Linked DNA regions of Homo sapiens: all the other regions are linked to region 4. The links are chromatin loops, found by intact Hi-C in ENCODE. Cell type or tissue: endothelial cell of umbilical vein. All regions are shown on one strand.

Region 1 (4,000 bases), 54 kb after region 4:
TAGCCCTGCATAGTCATCATTTTCCTCGCCATTTTCCAGCATCATTGGGATGGGGATGGGGGGAATGGATAGGTGGGTATGACCAATTTAATTTTTGCCAGGGCCATGGTTCAATTGAGCATGCCAATGATAAAAACCAGTGTTATCTTACAGAGAATGAGGACAGGTTAAAAATCAAAAGAAAATAATAAAAACCCTGAATGTTTCTGCTGATGTTTGGCTTTCCATTGTGTCCGGAATGGGGATATTTAACTCTATACCAGGTACTGGATTTTGGCCTGTGATTTGGTCTGATTCATTAGGGTTGAAATTATTATTATTATTTTTATTATTTTGAGATAGAGTCTCACTCTGTCACCCAGGCTGGAGTGCAGTGGCATGATCACAGTTCACTGTAGCCTTGTCCTCCCAGGCTCAAGCAATCCTCCCACCTCAGCCTCCTGAGTAGCTGGGACCACAGGCACACACCACCATGCTCGGCTCATTAAACTTTATTCTTATTATTATTTTGTAGAGACAAGGTCTCTCTATGTTGCCTAGGCTGGTCTTAAACTCCTGAGCTCAGGTGATCATCTTACCTCAGCCTCCCAAAGTGCTGAGATTAACAGGCATGAGCCACTGCACCTGGCTTGGAATTATTTATTTGTTTATTTTTTGAGATGGAGTCTCGCTCTGTCGCTCAGGCTGGAGTGCAGTGGTGCCATCTCGGCTCACCGCAACCTCCAGCTTCCCAGGTTCATGCCATTCTCCTGCCTCAGCCTCCCGAGTAGCTGGGACTACAGGCTCCCACCACCACGCCTGGCTAATTTTTTTGTATTTTTAGTAGAGACGGGGTTTCACCGTGTTAGCCAGGATGGTCTTGATCTCCTGACCTCGTGATCCTCCCGCCTCAGCCTCCCAAAGTGCTGGGATTACAAGTGTGAGCCACCACGCCCGGCCGGAATTAATTTTTTAAATGTCTTGTATGATAGCATAAATAGAGACTCTCACCTATGGGCATAATTGTAAGTTACAACTACCTGCTGTGTCTGGAAAGTCAATAAAATCAATACTAACTGAGGCTTTGCTATATGGTAATATTGTTGTCTATGTATTATGATTGTTTCTAAATATTTGTTGCAGCTCCTGTGAACAATATAAGGAGCTCACAATAGGTAGAAATCATGGCTAAATACTTCTCTTCTTTGTTATTGCCCTTCACTGATTTCAATTCTTGGCCAAGAGGCATATTTAATATGTTTTGCTATTTGTTTCCTACAAGTTCTTTGTAAAACAACTGACTTCTCCATGAGTCATGTTTGGCGATATCACCTGTTTGGAAATGTATGTTCACGCACTTCAGGTGGAGAATCTTCCTTCCTAGCAAACATTTAAAAAAGAGAAAGCTGATTGAAAAGGCAGGTAAGAACTGACAGTATTTATAGTATGTTTTCTGAAATGGCCAGCCTTACCCCAGGGAGTGCCCTGCATAGCCTGAGAGGGATTAGAGAGAACAAGTCCTATTTCATTTGTTTGCTTCCCCTTGGATGGCTGTCCCTTGACACTTTGAACCTTTGGACTGATGTCTGGGAGAAGAAACATTGAAGGATTGAATGAAATGTCAGTTAATTATCTTATGCCATTTATTGACATCTGGCTAGGCTCAGTCTATCCCCAAGGAACTCTCTACAGGAGAGCATGTTTGATGGGAAATATAGATTGTGTAGTCCTAACAGTCCAACAAAGGTAATCACAGGTCTTGGGGTTGACAATAGAGGATGTCAATCTGAGAATCAACAGAACTGGATAGAATCTTGTTCTTCCTCTATATGCCATGCTCTGTGAGCTTGGGAAAACGCGTAAAGACTGGGTTCAGGTTCTGTAATTGGAGGATTATCCACAGGCTGAAAATTACACTGGATAGAAGACCTGAGTTCAGATGCTCTGTTTATCAATTATCAGTTCACAGCTCCCTCTAGCCTGCAGTCTTCCATCATAAAATGGTGATAACCATAGTCACTTCCTGAAAACACTTTAAAAACTGTGAGGTGATATTCAAATGTAAACCATTCTTATGACAATGACAGTGTGCCCTATTATGCTACCTTTCTTCCCTTCTCTAAATAGTGCAACAAAAGTCTGTCATTTCCTGAGTTATTTGTCATCATGCTTCTGCTTCCTCTGGCCTGTTAGAGAGCAGATCTTCTGAGAGCCACGGGAAACTGACCACCTCAGCTATGTCTTTTAGGGATAAGAAGCCAAGGGGACACTGATATTGCTCAGAAGAGTTGAAGGATTTTCCACTCTTAAAAAAATCTAGATTTGTTACCTGCCTAATAACCCGCTCAAGGTAAATCCCAGCAGGAGTAATTAAAGTAAAATCAACAATAACATCTTTCACTGAACTTCCAGAACTGTATGGAATTTGGTGTGATTTTAAAAGAATCTCACTCAGTGATTACATTCATCCATCAAATAATGTCAATTAAATTATTGTGTTCCGTTTTTATAGCTTATTCGGGGAAACAAACCATTCCATCCCAGCCCGAATGTTGGCACATTTATGAAATCGAAGCTTCCTCATTTCATCATATCAATTTTGATAAGTGATAATGAGTTTCACCAGTCCTGCCACAGGATGCATAGGTGTTGCAGTACCAGGTAGCTAAGGTGAGGCAGTGATCTTGACTTGCAACGGTTGGACAACCCAGAAGGAAGCACAGCTTGGTTATTGCAGGAAGCTCATACCTGTCTTGGTCATCACAGGTTTTTATGTGATTAAGATCAGTTCAAGGACTTGAAGTTCAAGTCCTAGTAAGCTTGGAATGCAGACTCCTAGATTTAGAGCTAGAAGGTACTTAATCTAAACTCTCTATACTCAAAAGTGTGGTCTGAGGGTGGGCAGCCTCAGCATTACCTGGGAGTTGGTTAGAGATGCAGAATCCCAGGCCCTGCCCCACACTCCTGAGACAGAGTCTGCAGGTAACAAAGTTTTCAGGAGATGGGAAGGCACATGAAAGTTTTACATGCACTGGTGTAACCCATTCCTCTGGTTTTGCAGATGACCAAACAAAGTCACAGAAGGTCTACGTGACCTGTTAAGAGCAAATAGCAGGTTACTTACTGGCAGAGCAGGAGCCAACCTATCTCATCTGCTGGTTCTTACCTCTGTGATTTGAGTAGCAGTGAGTTATGGGCCTGGTCCCAAGATGGAAGGTGGGCTCTTCCAGTGAAATGGGCAATAGTGACAATCAAGCACTGCTTATTCAAGGAGTCATTTCTCATGCTTGCTTAAACTAAAAATTCTACATTACTTGTAGAAATGGGTGAGTTTTCACCTAAGGACCACAGCTCTTCTGGCAGCAATTTAATCTGATTGCAGGTTGAGTACTTAAATGCCTTGAACACGGAAACTATTGAAAGGACAGCAAAGAGGCCTGCAGCCTGACATCCACTGCATGTGGTAAGAGGGCTCAGTGTTGAGATGGGGTCTATTCAGGGCCTTTCTCTTACTGTTCCCTCTGCCTGGGTTACCGCACCTCTGCATCTTCACATGGCAACTCCATCTCACCATCCAATCCCTTCTGGGGAGAAGCTCTCCTTGGTCACTCCATCTAGAGTCAACTTTTCTCCCCATCCTATTCCCCTCAGTCACTCTCTATCCCCACTCTCTCATTTTGTTTTATTTATGACAATTGTTAAAGGAATTATTTAGTTGAACAATGTATTGTGTTTTCCCTTTCAAAGCATGTCCATTTGTTGAGAGCAGGGATCTTGGCTCGATTGTACACTGCCACATCCATATTGACTAAAACTGTGCTTGACATATGGTAGGTACTCAATAGTTGTTTGCTAAGTGAATAAGTAATTTAGAATAAAGTTCGTTGTGCTCATAGTTAGAATAATCATAAATAAGAGCTAACATTTATTGACTTTTACAGTGTGCTAGACACAGTGCTGCATGCTTTAAGCACACTGTTTTATTTAATTTTTTTTTTTTTTTTTGAGACCGAGTCTCACT
Region 2 (4,000 bases), 52 kb before region 4:
TTGGGCTGTGCCAACATTTAGGAACACCAGGGCAGCCATCTTGGTACAGCAAAACAGCAGTCGCATTAGAAATGTGCTCCACTTTTTTAAAAGCGGGTGAAAGAGAACTTTGGGTCGAATTCTGGGGTTCCTAACATTTTAACACTAGGTTGTTTTCTGTTATTTTTCTTTTTATGAAAAGATTTTACTGTAGAACTTAAATTACATTTTGGTTAATGTCTGATGAAAACCAACAAATTTATTTGACTCATAGTTTATTTTCCTGGCTTATGGGCATAGAGTTGAGTGTGGGCCACACAGTCAACAAGCTTCCTCACTGTCATGGGCTTTTCCTTGGCTTCGCTCTTGAGTGTGGTCTCCTTACCATGCAGACAAATGGCTGGGTAACTCTCCAGGGCCACTCTGGTTTTCCACCCAGACTCTTTGTAGTGGCAATCAGTCAGCAAACACTGCCAACCTGCTAGCTACCCCAGGACTGGGTCTAGAAGACAGCGCTGAGCCTTTTCCTCTACTTCCCTTCCCATGCCACCATCTGCCTATAAAACTTTATCCTCTTCTAGGATACATCGCTCTACCATGCAGTTGAAATGCCTGCCTTCTCTCCTAGACCTCAAGGTTTTTCAGAGCAGAGGCTTTATCTCATTTAACTTTGCATTCCTCCTGCCTTACATTGTTGTTCACAATATAGTTACTGAATTCATACTGAATAAATGTGGGTGGATTTGTTAGCATCCTTACCATCCTGCACCTCTCAAAGTTAAAAGATCTTCTAAACATAGTGGATTATTTCTTACATTTGATTATAGTAGGTGACACTTCCATTCCTAGCACCTCCCTCCCCCACCCCACAAACTATTAAGTTGGTGATATGGTTTGGAGCTGTGTCTCCCCCTCAGATCTCATGTTGAAATGTAACCCCCAGTGCGGGAGCTGGGGTCTGGTGGGAGGTGATCGGACCATGGGAGCAGTTTCTCATGGTTTAACACCATCCCCCCTTGGTGCTGTTGTCACGTTAGTGCAGGGGTCCCCAACCCCCTGGCCGCAGACTGGTATCAGTCAGTGTCCTGTTAGGAACTGGGCTGCACAGCAGGAGGGGAGTGGCAGGCCAGCGAGCATTACTGCCTGAGCTCCACCTCCTGTCAGATGAACGGTGGCATTAGATTCTCCTAAGTACATGAACCCTATTGCAAACTGCACATGCAAGGGACCTAGGTTGTGTGCTCCTTATGAGAATCTAACTATTGCCTGATGATCTGAGGTGGAACAGTTTCACCTCAAAACCCTATCCCCCTTCCCCTACTTGGAAAAATTGTCTTCCACGAAACCAGTCCCTGGTGCCAAAAAGGTTGGGGACCACTGCAATAATGTAAGACGCCTGCTCCCACTTCACCTTCCACCATGACTATAAGCCCTCTGAGGCCTCCCCAGAAGCAGATGTTGCCATGCTTCCTTTACAGCCTATGGAACCATGAGCCAATTAAATCTCCTTTCTTTATAATAATTACCCAGTCTCAGGTATTTCTTTATAGCAGTGCGAGAACAGCCTAATACAGTTGGTTAAGTCACCAAATGACTTGGAATAATGCTGTTAAGGAGATAGAGTGTCATTTCCTCCAGAGCAGGCATGAGTGTCATTTCTATTTTTCCTCTTTAATGTTGGTCACAGAGTTGGGTTCATAAATACTTGATGATTGGCATATGCTTTACTCAGAATTCTTTTACATGCCAGTGGTGAACACCCAAATCACACTAACTTAAACCAAAAAAAAAGGGAATGTGTTGACTGTCTAACTGAAAAATTCAGGATCTAGTTTCAGGGACTCTAAATACTGAAATATGCCACCAGGACTCTTCTGTGTCTTTCTCTGCTCTTGTTCTGCTTCCATGTTGGCTTTCTTCTTTTCTAATGAAAACATCTTCCTTCTTAGAGCATGGAGAAAAAAGCATGGCAGGCTTATACTGTGCTATCTTAACAAAATGTTAAAGACATCTCATCTCTCTCTTCCACTTCCATATATAAATATCAGAGAATGACCATGCTTGAAGTAGGTTCTGTGCCATCGCTAAGCCAATCAATGGGAGAACAGGAAACTGATTGCCCAGGCCTGAGTCATATACCCACTTCTGTGACGAGGGAATGAGTGTTACTATTTTGCACAATCTCCCAAAATCACATTGGAGGGAGGAAGGGCATTTCTCCAAATGGAGGAAATGTTTTAAATCAGAAAAGAATGTGGGCAAACTAAAACAACAGATATCTTCATCATGAATGTTCTGTAATTTTGAAATAGATAATATCTGGAAAATATTCTAAGAGTACCTCAACAAAGTAAATGTTGGCGTATATAAAAGCATCTCGTTATCCTTTGTTATAGTTAAACCTTTAAAACTTGGAGAATGTTTTAAGAACAGTCATGTCTCTTCATGACAGGATACATTCTGAGAAATTCATTGTAAGGCGGGATTTCATTGTTGAGGAAACATCATAGAGTGTACTTACATAAACTTAGATGGTACAGCCTCCTACATACTTAGGCTAGATGGTATAGTCTCTTGCTCCTAGGCTGCTAATCTGTATAGCATGTTACCGTGCTGAATACTGTGGGCAGTTGAAACACAATAGTAAGTATTTGTGTATCTGAACATAGAAAAGGTATAGTAAACATACATATATCGTATAAAAGATAAAAAATTGTATATTTGTACAGGACGCTTGCTATGAATGGAACTTGCAGAACTGGAAGTTGTTCTGGGTGAGTCAGTGAGTGAGTAGTGAGTGAATATAAAGGCCTGGGACATTACTGTACACTACTATAGACTTTATAAACGCTGTACACTAAGGCTACCCTACATTTATTGAAAATTTTTTTTCTTTAATAATACATTAACTTTAGCTTACTGTAACTCTTTTACTTTATTAACTTATTGTTTTTACTCTTTTGTAATAACACTTAGCTTAAAACATCGTCACATTGTACAGCCATACAAAATATTTTCTTTGTTTATATACTTACTCCTTAAGCTTTTTTTCTATTTCTAATTTTTTTTCTTTTTAGACTTTTTTGTTGAAACTAAGACACAAACACACACACATTAGCCTAGGCCTACCCAGGGTCAGGATCATCAGTATCACTGTCTTCCACCTCTATATCTTGTCCCACTGGAAGGTCTTCAAGGGCAGTAACAGGCATGGAGCTGCCATCTTCTCTGATAACAATGCCTTCTTCTGGAAGACCTCCTGAAGGACCTGCCTAGGGCTGTTTACAGTTAGCTCTTTTTTTGTAAGTAGAAGGAGTACACTTCACAATAATAATAAAAAGTATAGTATTGTAAATATTAGGCAATAGGAATTTTTTTGCTCCATTATACTCTTATGGGACCACTGTTACATATGCAGTCAGTCGTTGACCAAAATGTTATGTGACACATCACTGTATTTTAAACTATTCCTGGAAACAGCTTTCCACCTAAAAAAGTACTACACGTGGTCTAAAATTCAGAAACACTTGGGATGTTTTCTGTCAATCAAATTGTTGTATATCTAATCTGTTTTTCTCATTGAATTTCATAAAGTGTAAATTAAAGATGTGTTCCTCTGGAAATAAATTCAGAACTAATAAAAACAATGAATAGTACTGTGACATATGTTTTCTTTCCCTAAAAAATGTTACACCAATCCTGGATGAGGATCTGTGAGTTTGCTAAGGAAAAGCTTCTTTTATCAAGTGATAAATTTGAAAAGTTGTTTTTCCACAGGGTTGACCAGAAGACTGGGCACATCATTAATTCAGCACAACTCACCATTCCCACTGGAAACATACTGGCAATTCACATCTTCCAAACAAGGACCAACCTCTTACTCCAAAAGAAAAATGGTACTCTGAAAATACTGTTTCAGACTCCAGTGTCAACCCCAAAATTCTGTTAAACATAAATCTTATATCAGCTACCTCCAGCCTCCATTGATGACATTATTACTCTCAATATAATGCATTCCTAA
Region 3 (4,000 bases), 320 kb after region 4:
TCATAACATCATCACAGAGATTCACTGAAATGTATAAGCATAATGCTGATGAGTACAGCTTCATATTGCTTTTATCCTCCTTTGCTTCCCAAGTGTTTACTGGGGATTCAGCTAATTCTAAGATATCAGTCTCACTTAACCAAGGAACTCTAGTTTATATATGCTCCAAGTATAGACAGGAAGGTGATAGTTATACTAACTTGTGTGGCCTTGAACCTGCCTTGAACCTCCCACTCATCAGAGAGCAACCCTCTGTGTGGCACTGAGCAAAGGAGAAATTTAAGTAACTATCAAGCCAGTTGATGTTCTAATATTTATATACAGTATCTTTAAAAAATTGGTTTGGGAACTGAATTATCCGAATTCATTTTAACGGTTTATATGAGCATAGTAAACCAATGTCAGCATTTGGGATAAAATATGAAAATGTTAATCAAGTCACTTATGCATTATAAAGTGTCATGCAAATGTCAGTTGCCATGGTTAGAACCATTCATTGTGCCATCTTTTTAAGGCTTGAAAATTAACATAAAATTACCTTTGTAGCATCGTGTTATCCAAACCAATGTTTAACTTTCTCGACGTCTTCCAGAGAAGGCATTCTGGAATAAAACAGCTTTTTGTTACTTTCAAACAGGTGGGATGGTATAAACTTTAACACCTAGTGTGTTTACTTGCTAAAACCAGGAAGCCTTGTTTCTATTAAACCTAAGAATTATAAGCCACCCATGTCATACAGGTCTTAAATTATTTCCTCATAAAATACATTTGTTATAGAGGAGAAAAAAGGGGGTTTCACCAAGAGAAAAAAATGCTATAAGAAAATGCTCAGCCTCCTGCATTTCCCTTCCCTCTGCTCAAACTGAGCTCCAGCAGCTCACCCTGCCTGTCCCATGCATAATCTACAAAGCAACAGGATATGATGTCTTCACCACTCACCTTTCCATTGTTTTACTGTAGTGCAGTTTGGCCAGTGTTCCCCAGCCTCAAATGGTTTGCTTGTGTGTGTGTGTGTTTGACTGTGGTGCACGGGCTTGCCTCGTGGTTCATGCTGCTTCATCCTGGTTCCTTATCAGCACGGACGCTAGCAGGGTGTGGATGTGTTCACAGTGCACTAAAGCCTCCTTTGGCCCCTCGATTCCTTGACTGCCCTAGATATGTGAGTGGAAAAGCCCCTTGTCTTGTCCTTCTCTGGGTAGACTTTAGTCCATACACATACTTTCTGAAGCTATTTCGTCTGTTAACCACATCTTAGAGTCTGTTCTGTTGTATCTGTTCATTCAGTTGCTCCATTAAATTTTTTTTTCCAAAAAATGAGAATACCAAAGAATTGTACAAAATCTAAACAACAGAAAAAGAGTGATTGCATTCATATGCTAAATACATTATCAGCGATTTTCAACGCTTCTAGACTGAGATATAGGACCCAGTGCTGGCCATTTAAACAGGTAACTGCTGTGAAAGGCTACCTAAAAGGGCTCAGGAACCATCTGTCCTGGGTCCGAATCCTGGCTGTGACAGTTAACTTGCTGCGTGACTGTGCTCAGTTTCCCCATCTGTGGAATGAGATAATAACGTAATTTCTAAATAATATACAATGTTAGGTAATAAATGCTATAAGTATCCTGCCAGTCTGATTGCCTGACCTGAGGAATCCATTCTGAGCTGAAAAAGCATTTCTACTGTAGGACAAGGACACCTCTTATGGGATTCTGACTAATGAGAACCCACCTAGTACATTTACTCAGCCTTAGTGTGGGGTTTTGTTGGTATGTAGATACAGCATTACTGCTCTCCTGAGATTGTCTTTTTTCCCCCTCTAAACAACAGGTGACCTGTCTCCAAAAGAGCATCAAGAGTTAAAGTCCTATGTTAATCACCTGTATGTCATTGACAGCCAGCAGGCTCTGTTTGAGCTCTCACACAGGATCGAGCCTCGGGTGTGAGCCCCACTGCCTCACCTCCCCTGTATCTGCAGCACTTTGAGCTACGGGAATGTCTATGCCAAGCACGTTGCTTTCCTGTGAGAAAAGAAGTTGCTGAGTTTTATCAGTATAACCCAAGACATTCACAGGAAAGCCAGCCAAAGCGTGTTCAGGAAGTGATGTCAGCCACCAGAGAGGGGGAGAGGTTTCTCCATGCTACTCTCGGGACAAGAAGGCAGAAGGAGAGTCAGAAGCATTCTTGAGATGGAGAAGGCTGGTTTCTTATGATCACATTGTTGATCCAGTCCAGTTTTCAATATGAGATGTGCCAGCATCAAGACAAGACAACGTCTTGACATGCAATGACCAAATATTTCATTAAGAGCGTGCATGAAACAGGAAGGAGTTTTTACTTTGCCTAGTTTTAGATTACTGTCCATAAGCTGTCAAAGAAGTCATTCTTTTGAACACCTGATGACAGAGACAGCATCTCTAGATCTCCAGGGAGGAGAGGTTTCTGTTGATACAACCTGTGACATCACCAAAAGCCACTTGTGTCTAGGGAGTTAGTGAGGACTGCAGCTAGCATCCATGCTCTGATGGGCAGATGAACAATGTCAAGGTGTGCATCACTTTGCACCACAATCAACTATTGACACATGCTTGCAGGTGAAATTAGTTTCTGTACAACTGATTTGCAGCTATAGGCAAGGTAGATGAAGTTGCTTTGCCAGTAAGGAAAAATAGTAATCTTTAAGAAATTGACTCATTGTTTAATTTCTGGGGATTTTCTTTATACTTCTAAGCAGGCTCTTATCTTTTATTGGACATAATATGATTTTGAAAAAGCACAGTGCCTGACACATTGCAAACACTCACCAACTGCTTGCTGAGGTGACAGAGTCACAAAAGTCTGCATTCTTGTGCCTGATGATGCATTTTGCGTACCTCATACAGGCTCCTTGCCCACACTATGGAATGACAGCAGCCAGTGCAGGGAGGTTAAGTGACATTTAATGAGTGAAGCACTTAGCACTCTCTAGGTAATAAGATAGTGGTAATTACTAGTGTTTTGGCAAATGAAAAATGCCCTGAAATAGCCAAATGTCTGATTAATGTTGGCAACTTAGAAGTCCTATAATCCAACTACCAGCCAAAGCAGGGAGCCTTTCTATAATTTGCCTTTTTTTTTTTTTTTTTCAAAATCTGAGTCTTCTAAAATCTTATTATTCCCATTTTTACCAATTGAGGCTCCTGTAGCAAATAAGACCTCTTGATATTTTCAAGGACTGGTTAGAGGATTTCTTTCAACCTTCACATGAACAAAACAGCCTATGGGTCAAAATAATGAAATCCACCCCTGCCTGCTAGATACTTGTCACCTTGCTAAAATGCAAGGGCCTGGTCCATTCATTTTCCAAATGCAGGAGTCTTGGTGCACTTCTCACTCTTCCTGCCTGTTCATCTCTTTCATGCCCACACAGACCTGTTTCCTTTTTGTCTCATCAACGCCTCATTCATCCTCATTACTGAGGCGTGTCCAATGCTTTTTGACATCTTTATAGCAGTGCTGTTTCCTGGGCTCAGGAACCACACTGAGCTTGAGATACTGCTGGAAGGAACCATGTGGAGAGAAGGTTTGGGAGAACTTTGAGAGAGACTTAGTTTGGCCCAGCATGTAAAACTTCAGTCCTGAACATTTATAGGGTTTTATAGAAGGGCATCCTCCAGGGCTGGTCCATTCAGAGAAATGCTGCATGCTGCCGTCATGGAATGTGGCCCACAGGACACCAGAGCCGTGAGAACCGGAGAGCAGACTTCCCTCACGGCTGGGCTGAGCAAACCCTCCAAAGCCCTCCTCACGCAGTTACTAACAATAGCATGGGCTTACAGCACAAGCACGTGTTCTCACCTTTTTCCTATGCCCTGGACTAAGGTTTGGCCAGTGTAATCATATAAGGCCATCCTGACATTGTTTCTGTGTTTCAAAATTTGGATTTTTATTTACATTAGAACTACATTGCTCCTAGTAGAACATTACCTTTAGGGGACTAATTTTCCATGGAGAACTATTT
Region 4 (4,000 bases):
TACTAAGGCTACCAGTCATCTTTAACATCAAGAGTGCTCACTGAGCTCTTCAGACATTTACCCTAAAACAAGAGATGAATTTTAAAATGAGTCTTTTGATGCTCTCTGGAGAGCAAACCCTTAAGCTATATTCCTATAAAAATTAAGAATCTCATTCCAGACCCCAATTAAACTAAAAAATATTGTAGAGAGAGACAGAAAAATCAAGTTTCTACAATGTGCCAGCCACTGGCTAAGTGTTTTCCCAGATACTGTCTCATTACTCTTCACAGCACCATTGTGGGGTGGGCAGCATTCCTTCCATTTCACAGATGAAAATACTGAGGTTCAGGGAGGGTTCAACTTGGGACCAGGCTTGAGTCGTTTACCTGAAACAAAACCCACATTCTTTCCCCTTCACCTTATTAACTCTAATCTTGGCTGAAAAAAGTGAGTGCTCAGAAAAATAAGGGTTATAGAAGTGAGATTAGCATTCATATTCCAATGGAAGTGTCCATCAGAGTGGTTCTAAATCTTGGCTACGCATTGGAATTGCCAGTATTCCAGGGTTTGCACAACTTGCTTGTAAGAAATCTTAGGGCAGTGTTTATCAACCTATAGCAGGCTTCAGAACCACCTGGAGGTTTGTTAAAACAGATTTTTGGGCCCTGTCCCCAAAGTTCCCGATTCTGTCTTTCTGGGGTTGGCCTAAGAATCTGTATTTCTAACAAATTTCCTGTGGCTCCAGGTTGGGGACCTCACTTTGTGAACCACTGGCATAGGGCATTGTCTTGCAAAGCGCAGTCCTGTCCCAGAGTATCCAGGTTGGAATTAGGGACTCAAATGCAGGTTCTTGGCCCTGGCCCAAATCTATAGGATCAGATCTCAGAGGGTAGGGACCGGGGATCTGCCTCATAAACAAGTGTTCCAGATGATTCTTTCACTTGCAGAAGCATGAGAACTGTCATCCAATGGGTCTTTGAACTCCTTCATCTCATATACAGCCCAGCTTTTAAATACTGTCACATTTTGAACGACAACTGCACAGCAGAACTGCATTTACAGTTGACCATTAGCTGCTGCTGTGACTTGCTTCTGGTTATTTAAAATGCCCACAAGGGATCTCTTAGCCCATGCTTCATAAATAAAGCCCAAAGAAGAAATATTTATTCATTCATTTTTTTAAAAACTCTCCAGTTGTCAAGTTTCCGACTCATCAGGGGGAAAGACTGATTAGTGGTTGTTTCATGCTTCCCCACACAAGTGAAATCAGGAGGAGAAAAGCATTCTATAAAAGAGCTTATTTCCCTTCCTCTTCGCCTCTCCTGCCTCCTCATTTACCCTTAGCTATTCAGTTTCATCAGCCCTTGTGAGAATATAGCTCTGACTTTGAGTTTAAAGGGGTTGGGCTGCTTGGAGAGCAGTGCCCTCCCTGCTGCTCTTGCATCTGGGAAGCTGGATCACCACGGGGACTTCCCCCAAGCCGGAAAAGGTCGACCAAATCCCCATTCAGAGGTGGAGGGCGGGAAGCCAGGCCCAGGCTCGGATGTACCCTGAAGAGGTGCAGGTGCTTCCCGCTGGCCTCCGCCCCTCAGCTGTGGGCTCCCAAGTGAAGCTGGCTGCCAAGAGGAGTATTTATAGCTGCCTTTGCTGGCCAGTTCCTGCCCGGTTCTCACAAGGCTGCCGGCAGATCCCAGCACGACTGGCTGACAAGACGAGGGGAGGATGGGAGGCCCAAAGGGGCATGGCCCAGCTGTCCTCCCTGAAGAGTTGCAGATGTCAGTCCCCTTGATCTGAAGTTAGAAATACAATGCGGTTTACAGGAGGAAGACATGAAGGTCATGTGAAGAGATTTCTCGCTGTTCTTCCACGGCTCCAAATCTGCTGTTGGCCCAAGAGAACCCACCACAAAGAGGTCTGTGCTGTCATCTGCAGAGCTGATTTGTAATTACTCTGCTCATAATGCAGAAAAGTCTAGAAGCTCCCTCAGCCCCTGTTCCCAATGCCAACCCTGCCCAAAGGCCCTTTAAACTGAAACCGGCATCATTGTCCAAATTCTTCAGGTGAACCTGTCTTTAGAAACAATGGCCCTTTCTCTTTCTCATCCTCTCACTTAGGCCTCTGGGTTAGAGAAGACGACTGATCTAACAGCTCTCCTTGTGCCACGCGGACAGACCCAGAGCTCGCTCTGGTGACAGCAAATGCACACCTTGTGGGGGTGTCCAATTGTTGGCTTAGTGGGTCTCCAAACTCACGAAATAGAATACTGGGGAGCCCATGAAATACCTGATTGGTTTTTCACATGGGTAGGCTCCATACAGAGCACAGCTCATCAGCTAAAACCTCCAAGGTGAAATCATTAAATCTCCAGGGGAAAACCAACAAAACAGCAAGTGTTCCGGAAAGGGTTTCACTTCCTAACTGGCAGCGAGCCTGAGATCAAAACCTGTTACTCAGTGACAGATGAAATTCCTGCAAGAGGCACAATCCATGCTATTGTTCTGTCTGAGGCCCTTATTTCTCCCAGGGTTGCTGCGAGTGGCCAAGGCAGAGGCTCCCGGGCAGCCGATGGGACATTTTCTCCATGGGTTTGAGTAGTGTGTCTGCAAAGAGTCCATGGTCCCTGGAATCCCCATGATGGGTATAATTTCAGAAAATTCATTTCTGAAAGCAGAAAGGAATTTATATTTTCTTTTTACTTTTTTTTTTTAAAACAGGGAAACAGGCAAAATAGAAGGACGCATAGTTAGAGGTGATTGAAGTCAGGGTAACGGCTAGAGCCAGGCAAACAAGAATAGTCCTCACCAATCCTGCTCACGCCCTCTCAAGCTGCCTTGCACAGTGCTGTGTGCTTTCCATATGTTATCTCATTTAGTCCTCACAATAGCCCAATGAGGGAGGTACAGGTACCCTCACTCCTTTGCAGCAGAGGAAACTGAGGCCTAGAGACGTTAAAGGTCTTGCTCTTTGTCCTAGGATGAGGATGGCAGATTTGGAATTCAAACCCACTCCCTCTGCAGGGATCCTTTAACTAAAGCCCTGAGCGTGACTCTGTGGAGAGACAGGCCCACTGGCTCTGGGCTTCTCCAAGAACTCATCAGGCTGTGGTGGTCTCTGGCTTCCTTATATCACACAGATGTGGAGAAACCAGGGCAGTGGGACTCAGCACCCCCTGAGGGTCAGTTTATGGGGACAGCCTCTTGGGCTGGACATCACCTTCAGCTGGACCTCAGCTCCTTCTCTGGCCCAGAGCTTGTTCAATTGGGTGATTTTTGTGGCACTTTATGTAGGTCAAAGTCCTGGTGGCTCCAGCCGAGTGGAAGTGTTTTTGCCTGGCTCTTAGGTGATGGGGCAGGAGGGAGCTGAATGCAGAAAAAGGAGCTGGCATGTGCCAGCTACCATGACAGCCAGCAATGCTGTGCTGTTGTCCTGCCATCCACGTGCAGTTTCCTTTCTCCGATGACTCCTGGTGGGAGGAACTGACTATGTACAGTGTGCAAAGGGCATAGCAGTGGCGGAAGTTATGTTTCTTGTAATTGGAGATCTTTGTGGTCTGGAATGATCATTTTGTGTGTTTTCTCATCAGATAGGATAGATTGCTTTAACGTTCAGCCACACCCAGAGACAGCTTTTCCTTCCTGGACTACCCATGGTCTTTCATTTTACAAGTTGCTTAGATGAGATTTTCACTTACGTCTTCCTTGTTTACTGTTATAGCTCTAAGGTCCAGCACAGTTCCTGGCATACAATGGGTGCTTAATTAATACCTATTGAAGTGATTGATTAAATGAATTCCTGAATAAGTGAATCAGTTACCAATTAATCTTGGGTCCTTGATTCCAGAACATACCAAAGAACATGATACTAGGATTTTCTCTGGGTCTTTAAAAAGGAATGTCACTTTTCTTGTTGTTGGGAAGCATGTCAGTTTGGGTCCTGCAAGAAGCAGATGGTAGAACAGAGTTGTTCCAGGAGATTTATTGTGGTAAACACCTGCGAAAGATGAGGAGGAAGCAGGATT
Region 5 (4,000 bases), 150 kb after region 4:
AATTGGGGAAGGATAAAGAGGCATATACAATAATATATTTAAAGGTAAAATGATATTTGTAAAATCTACTATTTGGAAATCATCATACTTTGAAGTAACTCATGGGTGAAAGAGGAAGTCCCAAAGGAAATAAGGAATATTTAGTATAGAATGTACATTAAAACATAACATGCTCAAAATTATGGGATGCAGCTAAAGCAATACTTAGAGGAATATCGATAGATTTTAATGCTTATATTAGGAAAGAATAAATGTCTTAGATCAATGATCAGGGCTTCCACCTCAGAAAGCTAGCCAAAGAAAAACAAACTACAAAGAAGGAATTAATAAAGATAACAAAAATTGATGTAAGTGAAAAGAAATTAGAAAAAAAAATAATGAAACTAAGTTGGTTCTTTGAAAAAAAAAAAAAAGGTACGAAATCTCTCACCAGAGTGTTGAAGAAAACAAAAAGACAAATTGCCAATATCAGGAATAAAAGAAGGAATATCACTGCAGACTTACATTTGAAAGCTAACAAATGAATATTATGAACAACTATGTGATCATTAATTTGAAAACTTAGGTGGAATGGACACATTCTTTGAAAGACATTAACTACCTATGGTCCTTCAACAAGAATCTGAATAGAATTATGTATACTAAAGTAATTGAATTTGTAGTTGATGCCCTTCAAACAAGGAAACAATGGGCTTACATAAGTTTACTGGCAGATTTAACTAAACATTTAAAAAATAACTTATGTCATTTCTCCTATCCAAGTACGAACCAGGCCCAATCCTGCTTAGCCTCTAAGATAGGACAAGATCAGGCACCTTCAGGGTTGTATGACCATAGACAAATTATGTCATTTCTATATAACCTCTTTCAGAAAATTAAAGAGGAGTGACTGTTTCACATTCATTTTATGAGGCCAGCACTGTCATGACAAATTTCAGAGAAAGAAAACAGTAAGGCCGGGCGCGGTGGCTCATGCCTGTAATCCCTACACTTTGGGAGTCTGAGGCGGGCGGATCACGTGAGGACAGAAGTTTGAGACCAGCCTGACCAATATGGAGAAACCCCATCTCTACTAAAATATGAAAAAATTAGCCAGGCGTGGTGGTGCATGGCTGTAATCCCACCTACTCGGGAGACTGAAGCAGGAGAATCGCTTGAACTGGGGTGGCAGAGGTTGCAGTGAGCCAAGATCACGCCATTGCACTCCAGCCTGGGCAACAAGAGTGAAACTCCGTCTCAAAAAAAAAAAAAACAAAAAACAGAACAATATGACTCATTAGCATAGACACAATCTTCCTCACATATAAAAATTATAAATACGTTATGAAAAAGGGGAGTTTACCCTAGGAATACAAGGATGGCTCAACACTCAAAAATCATTCAATATAATTCACCATATTCACAAGCTAAAAATAGACAAATTATATGATAAATTTTATAGATGCAGACAAAGAATTAGAGAAAATTTAACCCTTCAAGATAAAAATTCTCAGAAAAATAGAAATATAAGAGAACTTCCTCAATCTGATAAGACTTTATACAAAACCCATAGCTTGCATCATACTTAATGGTAAGAGACTAAATGCTTGCCTACTAAGATCAGAACAAGGCTAATATGTCTTCTCTTAGTACACCTCTTCCACTCAGGCCAGTGCAAAAAGTCAAGAAAAAGAGATAAAAGGCATATATTTGGAGGAAAACATAAAGCCATCTCTCCTTGCAGATGACATAGTTATATACATAAAAAAAATCACAGGATTAATACTTCCTCTCTCTTCAGCCATCACTGGCCATGGCCATCTAGCGTCTTGTTCTGTCAGATTTTAAAGGTAGATGGAAGAGGTGGTTCGTTAAGGAGTCTAAGGATGATCAGTCTCATTTTATATTCATGGCCTTTAATCTTGAGTGGGTCTTCAATGCTGTGGGGTGGTCCTGTTCATTTCTTGGTATATTCAGTCTCCTAGAAAACTGTATCACAATTGCTCCCCTCTTACCTCTTTTTCCTTGCTTTTTATTTCATTGAAAGGAACATTTTAAAAACTATCTTTCTCATGTTTTATTTACCAAATCTGTCAACCTGCCTGCATCTATATTGGTGGACTCTATCTTTGCTCCTGATAAAAATGGATGCATGGTCCACATTCTTATTTAAGGTCAGTTTCCTCACATTGTGCACTGATCCCATCTCTGCACCCCTACTCAAGGATCTCATTTCTGAAATCTCATTTTTTTCCTGCTTCATCAGCTTTTTCCTCTACTGGATTGTTCTTTTCAGCATGTGTTGATATTTCCCTATATCTCCCTCTAGCTGCTGCACAATGTCTCTGTTCCCTTTTACAGCAAAACTCTTCAAAAGATATATTTATGGTTACTTTCTCTACCTCTTCTATTCTTTTCTGAATCTACTCCATTCAGGCTTTCAACAGTACCACTCCACTGAAGGCAACCTTGTCAAGATTACAGAAGTCTTCCATGTTGCCAAATGCCAAAATGCTGATTTTTCAGTCCTCATCTTACTTGACATGACAGCAGCATTTGGCACAATTGATCATGTCCTGGAAGCAGTTTTTCCACTTGGCCCCTGGGATAACATCTCTTGGCTCTTCTGTCTCACTAGCTGCTGCTTTTAAGGCTCCTTTGCTAATCTTTCCTTTTCCTGATTGTATTAACTGTGTTTCAGTGCTTTGACATCTGGGGCCTTGCTGACCCTGGAAAGACTGCCCAACCCAGGAATAGTCCATTCCTAGAGACAGTAGAGAACTTACCTGCTAGCTTTGCTGGGAGCATACCTTTCATAGGTAAGCCAGCCACTCCAGAGCTCATAACATAACCACTTTTTTTTATTGGGCTTTCACCTTCTGGGCTACTTTTCACCTGCCCTAATCACCCCAGCTCCAGGTACCAAACAGTTAGGGGCAGTCCCTATGCTTTTGGTCCTGCTGAAGTTAATCAAACAGTCTATCCTCAGCCTGTTTACCCTGCCTTACCCGTTCTATTCTGGGGAAATCACAATAGAGGTTATTTCCCACATCTTCCCCCATGTCCTCTGCCTCCTGACTGACACTGGTGCCTCCCTGTGTGGCTCCTCCTTGTGTGTCATCCCCCCTTCTCTTGGGAACTGTGAGTAAAAAACTGTCTTTTTAATGCCAGTCATCTCTTGAGCTGTTTGCCTCAGATTATTCAGACTGGCTGTCCCTAAATAATGAAACCTTCATTTTGAAGCAGTGACCTCTAAACACAGTAGAGGTCAGTCTTGGACTTCTCTTATTTTTTCTGCTCTCACTTTGGATGTGCCCTCACCCAGTCATGTACTTAACATCGTCTCACAGTGATGGTTTCCAAAATTCAGGTCCCTGTCTCCTCTTACCACCCTATACAAAATAGCACCTCCACCACCCCTCACTTCTGCCTCCTTTGTTCTCCTTACCCTGCCTGGTTTTTTCTTACTACCTGATGTTTATTAGCAACATGAGACATCCCTTGGCCTCCTTAGTTTCTGAAATGGTGATGGATTCACACTCTCTGGCCAGAGAGCTTAAGTTCAAGTCTGCTATTCCGATGTCTGAAGCCTACCCTTTGTACTCCTAACTTTACTTTTCCTAATTAGATCCTCATGACACTTGGAGAGGAGGAAATACCGTGTGGGTAAACAAACTTTTTTTTTTTTAGTATTTTTCAAAAAATTTTTGTGATGGAACTTGGCATAAGATTTGTATTGGCATCGTAAGTGAACAAAATTTCCACTTATTACTTTAAACTGTTTTTGTAAAAAGTGTTATGAAATCAGCTAGTCCTAGTCTTTGTGATTACTCATTACCTCCTCTCCCAAGGAAACACTAAGTCCTTCAAAATTTCCATTGTTTATAGACAAGGCTTATTCCAGGTGTGGGAACAGATTGCTTATCTTTATCAGAGTACACTTATGTTTAAGAGTAGTACAGGAATTTTGCAAAAATTGGACATCTAGGCCTGATTATATTAGCATTTGAAATTGAGCCAT
Region 6 (4,000 bases), 230 kb after region 4:
CTACACAAACTTTTCTTTCCAGAACCCTTTGAAAATACCTTAAACAGAGAGAATCTCTGGTAGCTCCCAAATAAACCGACATATTTGGCCAGAGCTTTGGCATTTGCTGCAATATGTGTGCCTTCCTCAGAATTAACTGGGATTTTAGGGTGGCTCTCCTGATCTCTGTAATCTGAGTTGGTGTTACTATACTTCTATTCTAGAATACTCTCTGTCATCCATTCATTTGCTAACTTTTGTTCAAGCCGATGTCATAGAGGAGCCAGGCTAACTATGGTGGCTCCCAACTATGTGGCTCCTGCCCTCAAGAAGTATAGTCTAGTTGTGGAGGAAAGATATCAACACAACTAACTGAGATACAAGGAAGCAGTGAAGAGAATCCCAAGAGAGACACATAGGAGTTTGAAGAAGAATTTACACCTGAGAAAGCAGGATTCTTTCATAGGGCAGAAGTAGTTTGACCTGGACCTTAAATTAGGTTTTGGGTTGGATTTAAAGAATCCACATTGAAGAAGAGTATTCCTAGTGGGAAGAATAGCATTAGAAAATGCACAGAGATACCAAAATATTAGATGTTTTTTGGAACTCTGAAACGATTTCATGTTTCCAGAATACCAAGAATTGGGGGTGTGGGAGGGGAGGCAGGAGAAGGAAGATTTCATGAGAAATGAGATTGGGACCAGACTGTGGAGGATTTTGAGGGCTGAGAAGTTTTACTTCATTCTAGAAATAATGAGGAACGACTCAGCATTTGTTTGCCTGCAGTTTGCTTCAGGTAGCTGAGATGTTAGTATTTATCTCACTGACAGATTGTTAGGTGGGGTTCTAACTTTTCCTAAGGAAGATGGTTGAGGCAGGGCCTTCATGAGATAAATTATATTATTTCAATCTGACTGAACAGTGACTGAATAGTGAGGGAGCTGAAGAGTGATTAAGCAGACTTGGGGCCAGAGTGAATTCAAGTCTGATTGCCTCTGGAGGGTGTCTTCCTTCAGCCTTCATCACTGGAGTGAGGACTGATAGGTGGCCCAGAAGCCAAGGTAACCGGAACCACAGCAGTCCTTCGAAAGAGGGCATGCACTCAGAGGGCAGCTCTGGAGGACAGAGACAGAAAGAATACGTAGGGAGGGATGGGGGTTGGGGGGCGGGAATGCAGAAAAAGAAAAGGTGCTTGCCCAGTCGTAACTTAGATTTGAAAAGCTTATAAACTTTTCATATTTTATTTTCAGTAAAATAGTTACATCAAAGTATATGACTAGATGGATGTGGGTCCTATTTCCAGGAATATAGCTGCACTATTCACCAGAAAACTGAACCTGTATTTTCCCGAAATGTAGTTTATGCTTTGTAGTGTATTAAATTGTAGATTAGAAATACCAACAATAGCTCCTAACCTGACTTCCTGACTTCCAACTGTAGAAATGAGCAGTATCTGTAAAATGTATGTGAAAACTTGGTTCAGCAATACTTTCCCTAGGGATCCTGTCTGTATCCCTCCCTTGCCCCACCCCATTTTCTTCTGTTCCTTTGTTAAGTCTGGGGACCCACCCTACTTCCTTCCCCTTTTCTAATTCACTCATGAAATATGGATGGGTGGGAAGGGGATTTTGCACACTCTGAAACTGCATCTTGGCACAGTCTGCTGCCAGGGTAGGGTCTCTATCACTCAGCCTCAACCGGAATTTCCTTTTCCCTGTTTCCTGCAGCCTCATCCTGGAATTCTGCCTACGTCAAAGGTTCCTTGTTTAAGGATTACGAGGGGAGAAGTGGTTTGGAGTATTCTGGCTACTGTCACACTTATTTACATATTAAAAGTTGGTCTCTACCTTTTCCCAAATTTCATTTTGTCTCTTTTTAAGCAGTTAAATATAAGGTGAAAATCCTCTTTTTACTCTATATGAAATACTAAAAGGAAAAGAGGTTTGATCATTGTTTTCAAACTTATAATTGTACATCTAGGTGAGTAGTTTCAAGCAATCCCAGCATTATTTGAAGTTTATCAGTAATTTAGTTTAACCAAGAAACTACTTACTAAAGAGAAGTAGAACTTTCTAACATTACTGTAATAGAATTGAAAGTCACAACTAGGGTATAATAGGCAATTCATAATACATTAAGTTGCCCAATTATAAACTGAGAAATCACCTCATTGAAACCAGGTTATTTTTCTTAATAACAAAATCCTGACTTTGTGTTGGATTGGTATTAAAGTATCTTTCCATTGGAATTAGGCTTCCTGGAGTGAGTTATTATAGTCCATTTTTAATAGGGAATAATATGGCCACAGAGTAACAAAAAAGTAGAAGTAGCTAGTTCTTGCCTCCAAGAAGTTTACAGTCTAGCTGGGGAAAGAATTTATACATGGAAAACAGTTAACCATTCAAGACAGCATTTAATGAAGTCTCTAAATAAGACATTTAGAGGGAAGTAAAATCTGGCAAACACATTTCACAACTGCAGCAAACCATGCTCTTCTCATTTATTTAGGAACAAGGTTTACAAGTTTGGTTCACTGTGTGTGCTCTTTAAATTCTAGCTTTTCCTCCAGAAAAATAGCAGTTAACTGCCAGTGAAAGTCAGTGGTGTGCTCCTGCTGTCTGGTGGAACCATCTGCTCATTAGCTGTATTTTTAGGTTTTCACAAGAAGCCCACTGCAAGTCCTAACATTTTTAAAAAATTAGTTTGAGCGGTTTTGAAGAGAGAGGAATTTGTCATTATGCTATTTTTTGACGGTGCTCAAGTTTATTTTAAAAGGCTCAATCAAGAACATTGATACTGGCTCAGTTTGTTTGATTTATCAAACTCATGTTATCAAAGGGTCCTTTTATTCTCTGCTGTACAAATGCTGCTCCTAGCTTTATTAGGTTCTTATTCTTGTAAAATTAAAATAGCCATATCATCTGCAATATGGTTGAAAAATCATTAAAGTGAAGTATTGAAAAGCAGGTTATTTGCCACTGTTGTTTTGCCATCACCCTCCTCCCCCAGTGGTATATCTCACTCCAGACCCCAGGTGACCTTATATTCTTTTCTTCTCTACCCCCATCAAGGCCTGATCTGCATTAATGTAACAGTGTTACTACCATGTAGTCTGGTGTCTGATCAGGCAACACTAGAAACTTTTGTCAGGCTGGTGTTATTTGGGTTTATAATGAATGTTTTAAGACAAAAAGTTTAGGGAAAGGATGCACAGACAGATGGAGAGTTGTTCATGATAACTGTGTACTTCCAAGGTTTGGAAAAATAAAAAGAAGAGATATCAAGAAGTAAAGAGACATAGGCAGCAATTTACAGTGTGGCTTGGTTCCTGAAGGACTGCCCTGATACATCTCTGACCTCATGAACTGATGTTCTGCGAGAAACTCAGAGACTGAATTCAGTTTACCTGTGTGGTCAGCATCCAAGTGCTGTGGAAGCATTTAACAGGGACCTTGGCTAGTCTAGGGAGTCATGCACATTTCCCTGAGAGAGAGAGAGAGACAGAATCTGAAGGGTCAGGAGAGCTATGAAAAGTGAGGAGGGATGGGTGTTCCAGGCAGAGGAAAGAACACATGTGAGGCCGGGTGTGGTGGCTCACGCCTGTAATCCCAGCACTTTGGGAGGCCAAGGCGGGTGGATTACGAGGTCAAGAGATTAAGACCATCCTGGCTAACACGGTGAAACTCTGTCTGTACTAAAAATACAAAAAATTAGCCAGGCATGCTGGCGGGTGCCTATAGTCCCAGCTACTCGGGAGGCTGAGGCAGGAGAATGGAGAATGGCGTGAATCCGGGAGGCGGTGCTTGTGGTGAGCCGAGATTGTGCCACTGCATTCCAGCCTGGGCAACAGTGCGAGACTCGGTCTAAAAAAAAAAAAAAAAAAAAAAGAGAACACATGTGATAACACAAGGGGCCTGATGTGGAGAAGAGAGCAGCTTTAGAAACAGAACCAACCAGCTGGAGCCTAAGTGTGGACTGTGGATGGGAGAGGTAGGGCCAGGTGAAGAAGGTGCAGGAGCTG
Region 7 (4,000 bases), 330 kb after region 4:
TTTTGAGATAGGGTCTTCACAGAGGTAATCAACTGAAAATGAGGTTTTAGGGTGAGCCTGAATCCAATGTCACTGGTGTTCTCCTAACAGGGAAATTTGGAGACAGACACAGGCAGGGAGAACACCCATGTGAGCATGAAGGTGGCCACTCATGCTGGGGGTGGGGGATGGAGGGGAGTACCTGGAGCAGACCTTTCCTTCACAGCCCTCAAAAGCAACAGACCCTGCGAGCACCTTGATCTCAGACTTTCAGCCTTCAAAACTGTGAAGCAATACATTTCTGTTGTTTGAGCCACCCAGCCTGTGGTATTTTGTTACAGTAGCCCCGAGAAACTCATGTAGCTTTGCTGGGAAGACCTGAAGGAAGTGAGGGACCCACCCATGCAAATCCCTGGGGGAAAAGCATTCTGGGCAGAGGGAACATCAAGTGCAAAGGTGTCGAGTGTGCCCCTTGGAGTTCAGCAACCAGCGAGGATCCTGGTGCAGCTGGAGCCAGTCAGGAAAGGAAGAGAAGCAGAGGAGGTCAGAGATAACTGGGGCCAGATCACATGGAGCCTTGATGTTTACCTTAAGTCAGATGAGAAACCACTGGAAGATTTTAAGCAGAGAAGGACATGACCACTCTGGCTACTGAATTTCAGACCAAATAGGGGCAAAGGTGGAAGTAGGGAAATCCGTGAGCTTATTGCAATAATACAAGCAAATACCATGGTGACTTCCACCAGGTGGTGGCATGGGGTGATATGACATAGAGTCATTCTGGATATATTTAGGAAGATACATCTGATATGGTTTGCTGATAAATTAGATATGGAGAAAGAGAAAGTTAAGAGTTAACCACAAGATTTTTGGTTTGACCAGCTGAAATCATGGAATTGCAACTAATTGCAATGAAAAAGACCTTGGAGATGGCAGGTTTGAAGGAGAATAGCAGGAACTCAGTTCGGGACATATTTGGTTTGAGATGTCCACTAGATAGACATGGATTGGAACTAACAATAATCTCTTTGTACCAAGTCTGACTTGTGTGCTTGATTTAGGGGACTTTCTACATCATCCACATCTGGGATTTCACCAGTCAAAGCCATTCTATGAGCTGGGGTGTTGTGCTGGATGAATACTTGCTCAATAATGATGCTTCAAACCTCCAGGTCCAAGCTCCAAGCATTGTCAGCACAGCCATGTGGAGCAACTTCGATGCACAGAACCTCTTCAAGTCCAACCAAATAGACACCACCCACTTGGGCAACAAGCCATCTCAGAGGGCAACCACCTCATGGGGCTCTCGACACTCTTCCCCTAGCAACCATACTTCAACTTTGACTTCACGGTTTGTTTAGTGCTGCCTTCTCATTCGGGCCTTCCTTTCCAGAAGAAATGTAGAAATATGAATTACACTTCTGTCATTAGAGATTCCAGAGGCTTCAATTAGGCAAGCTGAAATAAAATCTGTCTAAAAGACACGTAGTAATAGGCCTTTGAAACAAGCTTCGAGGTGGTCCCAGACATTCAGTTCCAATTTCACATTGCATAGCCAGAAACAAACTTGTACCTCAATGGGAAAGAACTTTTCAGACAGTCCATTATTTTTTTATGTTACCTTCTTTTGTCATCAAAAAATGATCTGGATCTCTTCTCTCCTCCTCACTTAAGTAACTTTTCTTCATGTCCTGGGTCATGCCCCAGGAATTTTTATCTACAAAGTGCTCAGCCTGGTGCACAATGCACATTCGCTGCTTAATAAATATTTGTTGCCTGAGATGCGTGCTGCTGGCATGACCAAAATGTGAGACGTTAGCGACATCTGCTGGGGATATGGTGATGGTGTGCAGAATTTAAGTCAGAAATGCATGTTTTTGAAGGGCTGAGTTAAATCAAATGCCACAATGGGGCACTGTTGGAAGCTTATGTCTACAGTGATGAGGCCATGGCTTTGCAGCTCTTCCTTACCAGGATGTGGTCCAGTGGGTTATTGTTCTCCTACAATATAATGCAGCCTTGTTTTTTTAAAAATACAGAAATCAAGAAGATGGAAAAGGAGCTGAACTGGGGAAAGCTGAGGTTTGCACAGGTCTGTTGGCTCCTAAGAAAATGAAGAAAGTGAGGGCAGGGAAAGGATGGAGAAGCAGGTCTCCAGTCTTCCCCCACTCCGACCGCTGGCCCTCAGGAGAAAGTGCAAGTGCCCAAAAGCAACTTCCCAGCCACTGTCCTTCCCCAGCCTCACCTCTGGCTTCTGCTCCCTGTTCCTGCCCCACACCCCAGGGGACACATTCCTCAGGTCCACTCCAGCCCAGCTAAAACGTTCAGGCACTCACCTCCAGACCTTTGAGCTTATTTGTTCAACAGCCAAGTAGCGAGTGGGGACTTGGGAACACTAGGAGGCGCTGTGCTAAACATGGGTGTACATTCCAGAGCCAGTCCAGGGAGTGTGGTTCCGGAACGGGTGGAGCTTCTGGTGTAGTGGATGTGGACTTTCTGGCCTGGAGCTCCTCTCTCCTCCTCACATAAGTAACTCTTCTTCATGCCCCAGGTCTCAGCACCCCCAGGAAACCTGCACTGGCCCCTCTAGCCTACACCAGATTCCCCCCAACCAAGCACCCTCGTAACACCTGGGTTTACCCCTCTCCAACCAAGTCAGAGCCTCTGAACTAGTTGGCCTGCTCCTCACCTCCCAATACACTAGATGTCCCCTCAAGCACCGGTTGCCTTCTTTACATTTATGTATCAGTGTTGATCACAAAACCAGAACAAGGTAGGTACTTCTGTGGTCCTGGAAGAGCTATGGTAACTGTCATAGACCCAGGAAAGACGCCGTTTACTACGCAGAGGTGCTGCGGTGAGTGACAGGAGACTCAGCAGCATTGTCATATCACAGAGCAAACCCTGCCTGCTGGGCTTCCAGGCCATGTGAAGGTAGAGATAACCGATGACCTGCTTGATTGAATGTGGAGCCCATGGGGCTGGTAGGGGTGCCAGGGCTTCAGATCTCTTCCAGTGTTCTGGGGTCTGCCTGTCCCAGGAGCTGGCAGCAATTCCAACACATTCCTGAGCACTTATTGCTAAGGTGAATCCAAGTTCACGTTCCCAGAACGGGTTCCGAGTCAACCACGCCAGAGGTCTGCGCCAGCTGCACTTGGTCTAGGAGGCCTGGGACCACCGTCAGCCCATTCTTCCTTGAGGCTCCGGAACAGCGTGGGACATTAGCTGAGCTGTGCTCAGAAGCAACTCTCTCGCTGATTAGGGCTGCCGAGAGTCCCATCGTCTGCTCACCTGTCAATCAATCAAGCCTCTTCACTGCCATCCTGACCATCCTGTCAGGGCTGATCACCTTGGCTGCTCACAGAACCCATGAGGACTGAGAATTTCCCAGATCCTCACAATGACTGAGCAGCCCTGCTTCCCTGGACCTTTATAAGCATCTGGAACATGCCCAGGTGTGCCAGGTGTGGCCTCCATGGCCTGCCAGAGGAGGGGGCAGGGGGAGTGCAAAGACTGAATCAGACAAAGACTAAGCTTTGCTTCTGCCCCTTCTTCACCCTTTTTTCCCATGCAAGAGTCTCAAAGGCAGATCCAGAAGGAAAAGTCAGCAACATTCCACCATTCGATTCCTTTTCTTGGCCCCAGTGTGTGCCCTGGGGCCCTTTCGTTCTTTGGCCTGGGTAGAGTGTGTGGCCACACGCTGCTGAAAAGGTCAGGGTCAAGATGCTGGGAGCTGCCAGTGGCGCTAGAGGAACCCATGTTTTCCATTGTGGATTAAAATACCCATTTGCCTGCGGCTGAGCTTCCCCTCCGAATCCAATAGGTCAATAAGGACCAAGGACAAAGCACAAACAGGGCCTGGAAGCCAAGAGATGTCGATAAAAATGGAGATGAATAGGCATTTCAGTGCGGGCAGGCCGTGGGTGTGGGGCATTGTCTTTTCTCTGGCCGGCAGTGCCTGGCCACTTTGTCTCCAAACAGTGCTTCCATTTTAGAGATGCCAGATTGGTTTGGACCCAAA

Evidence for each region. A loop is a pair of places that touch in the nucleus more often than their neighbours do. Peaks named below come from ENCODE experiments on the same cell type or tissue, not always from the same donor. Only the 100,000 strongest peaks of a DNase experiment are listed, where the experiment ranks them.
Region 1: it touches region 4 in a loop (2.3-fold over the local background); 8 of 110 quality-filtered maps call a loop at or near these places.
Region 2: it touches region 4 in a loop (6-fold over the local background); 8 of 110 quality-filtered maps call a loop at or near these places.
Region 3: a loop joins it to region 4, with 5 times the contacts of the local background. A loop is called at or near these places in 8 of 110 quality-filtered maps.
Region 5: it touches region 4 in a loop (6-fold over the local background); 9 of 110 quality-filtered maps call a loop at or near these places.
Region 6: it touches region 4 in a loop (6-fold over the local background); 3 of 110 quality-filtered maps call a loop at or near these places.
Region 7: it touches region 4 in a loop (5-fold over the local background); 8 of 110 quality-filtered maps call a loop at or near these places.

What each region holds. Positions count from the first base shown.
Region 1 is chr7:22,388,823-22,392,822 of GRCh38, reverse strand. No RefSeq gene overlaps it. Among named protein-coding and RNA genes, the nearest start is that of RAPGEF5, 34 kb to the right of the region's middle. In endothelial cell of umbilical vein, no CTCF peak of the experiment used is centred here; no DNase peak of the experiment used is centred here; H3K27ac peaks cover 693 bases.
Region 2 is chr7:22,495,237-22,499,236 of GRCh38, reverse strand. The region is part of intron 1 of STEAP1B (STEAP family member 1B); the gene reads left to right. Among named protein-coding and RNA genes, the nearest start is that of STEAP1B, 3.0 kb to the left of the region's middle. In endothelial cell of umbilical vein, no CTCF peak of the experiment used is centred here; DNase peaks (open chromatin) are centred at 2,106 and 2,686; H3K27ac peaks cover 4,000 bases.
Region 3 is chr7:22,120,352-22,124,351 of GRCh38, reverse strand. RAPGEF5 (Rap guanine nucleotide exchange factor 5) reads left to right here. Exons shown (of 26, transcript NM_012294.5): 26 at 1,831-4,000. The coding sequence ends at 1,946. Among named protein-coding and RNA genes, the nearest start is that of CDCA7L, 180 kb to the right of the region's middle. In endothelial cell of umbilical vein, no CTCF peak of the experiment used is centred here; DNase peaks (open chromatin) are centred at 991 and 2,061; H3K27ac peaks cover 2,639 bases.
Region 4 is chr7:22,443,114-22,447,113 of GRCh38, reverse strand. The region is part of intron 4 of STEAP1B (STEAP family member 1B); the gene reads left to right. Among named protein-coding and RNA genes, the nearest start is that of STEAP1B, 55 kb to the left of the region's middle. In endothelial cell of umbilical vein, no CTCF peak of the experiment used is centred here; DNase peaks (open chromatin) are centred at 1,523, 2,403 and 3,493; H3K27ac peaks cover 3,554 bases.
Region 5 is chr7:22,295,433-22,299,432 of GRCh38, reverse strand. All of the region lies in intron 5 of RAPGEF5 (Rap guanine nucleotide exchange factor 5), which reads left to right. It also overlaps the pseudogene RNA5SP227. Among named protein-coding and RNA genes, the nearest start is that of RAPGEF5, 60 kb to the left of the region's middle. In endothelial cell of umbilical vein, no CTCF peak of the experiment used is centred here; DNase peaks (open chromatin) are centred at 2,402 and 3,712; H3K27ac peaks cover 339 bases.
Region 6 is chr7:22,211,830-22,215,829 of GRCh38, reverse strand. The region is part of intron 9 of RAPGEF5 (Rap guanine nucleotide exchange factor 5); the gene reads left to right. Among named protein-coding and RNA genes, the nearest start is that of RAPGEF5, 140 kb to the left of the region's middle. In endothelial cell of umbilical vein, no CTCF peak of the experiment used is centred here; a DNase peak (open chromatin) is centred at 1,639; H3K27ac peaks cover 2,732 bases.
Region 7 is chr7:22,108,270-22,112,269 of GRCh38, reverse strand. No RefSeq gene overlaps it. Among named protein-coding and RNA genes, the nearest start is that of CDCA7L, 160 kb to the right of the region's middle. In endothelial cell of umbilical vein, CTCF peaks have their summits at 1,806 (motif pointing left) and 2,378 (motif pointing right); a DNase peak (open chromatin) is centred at 1,789; H3K27ac peaks cover 451 bases.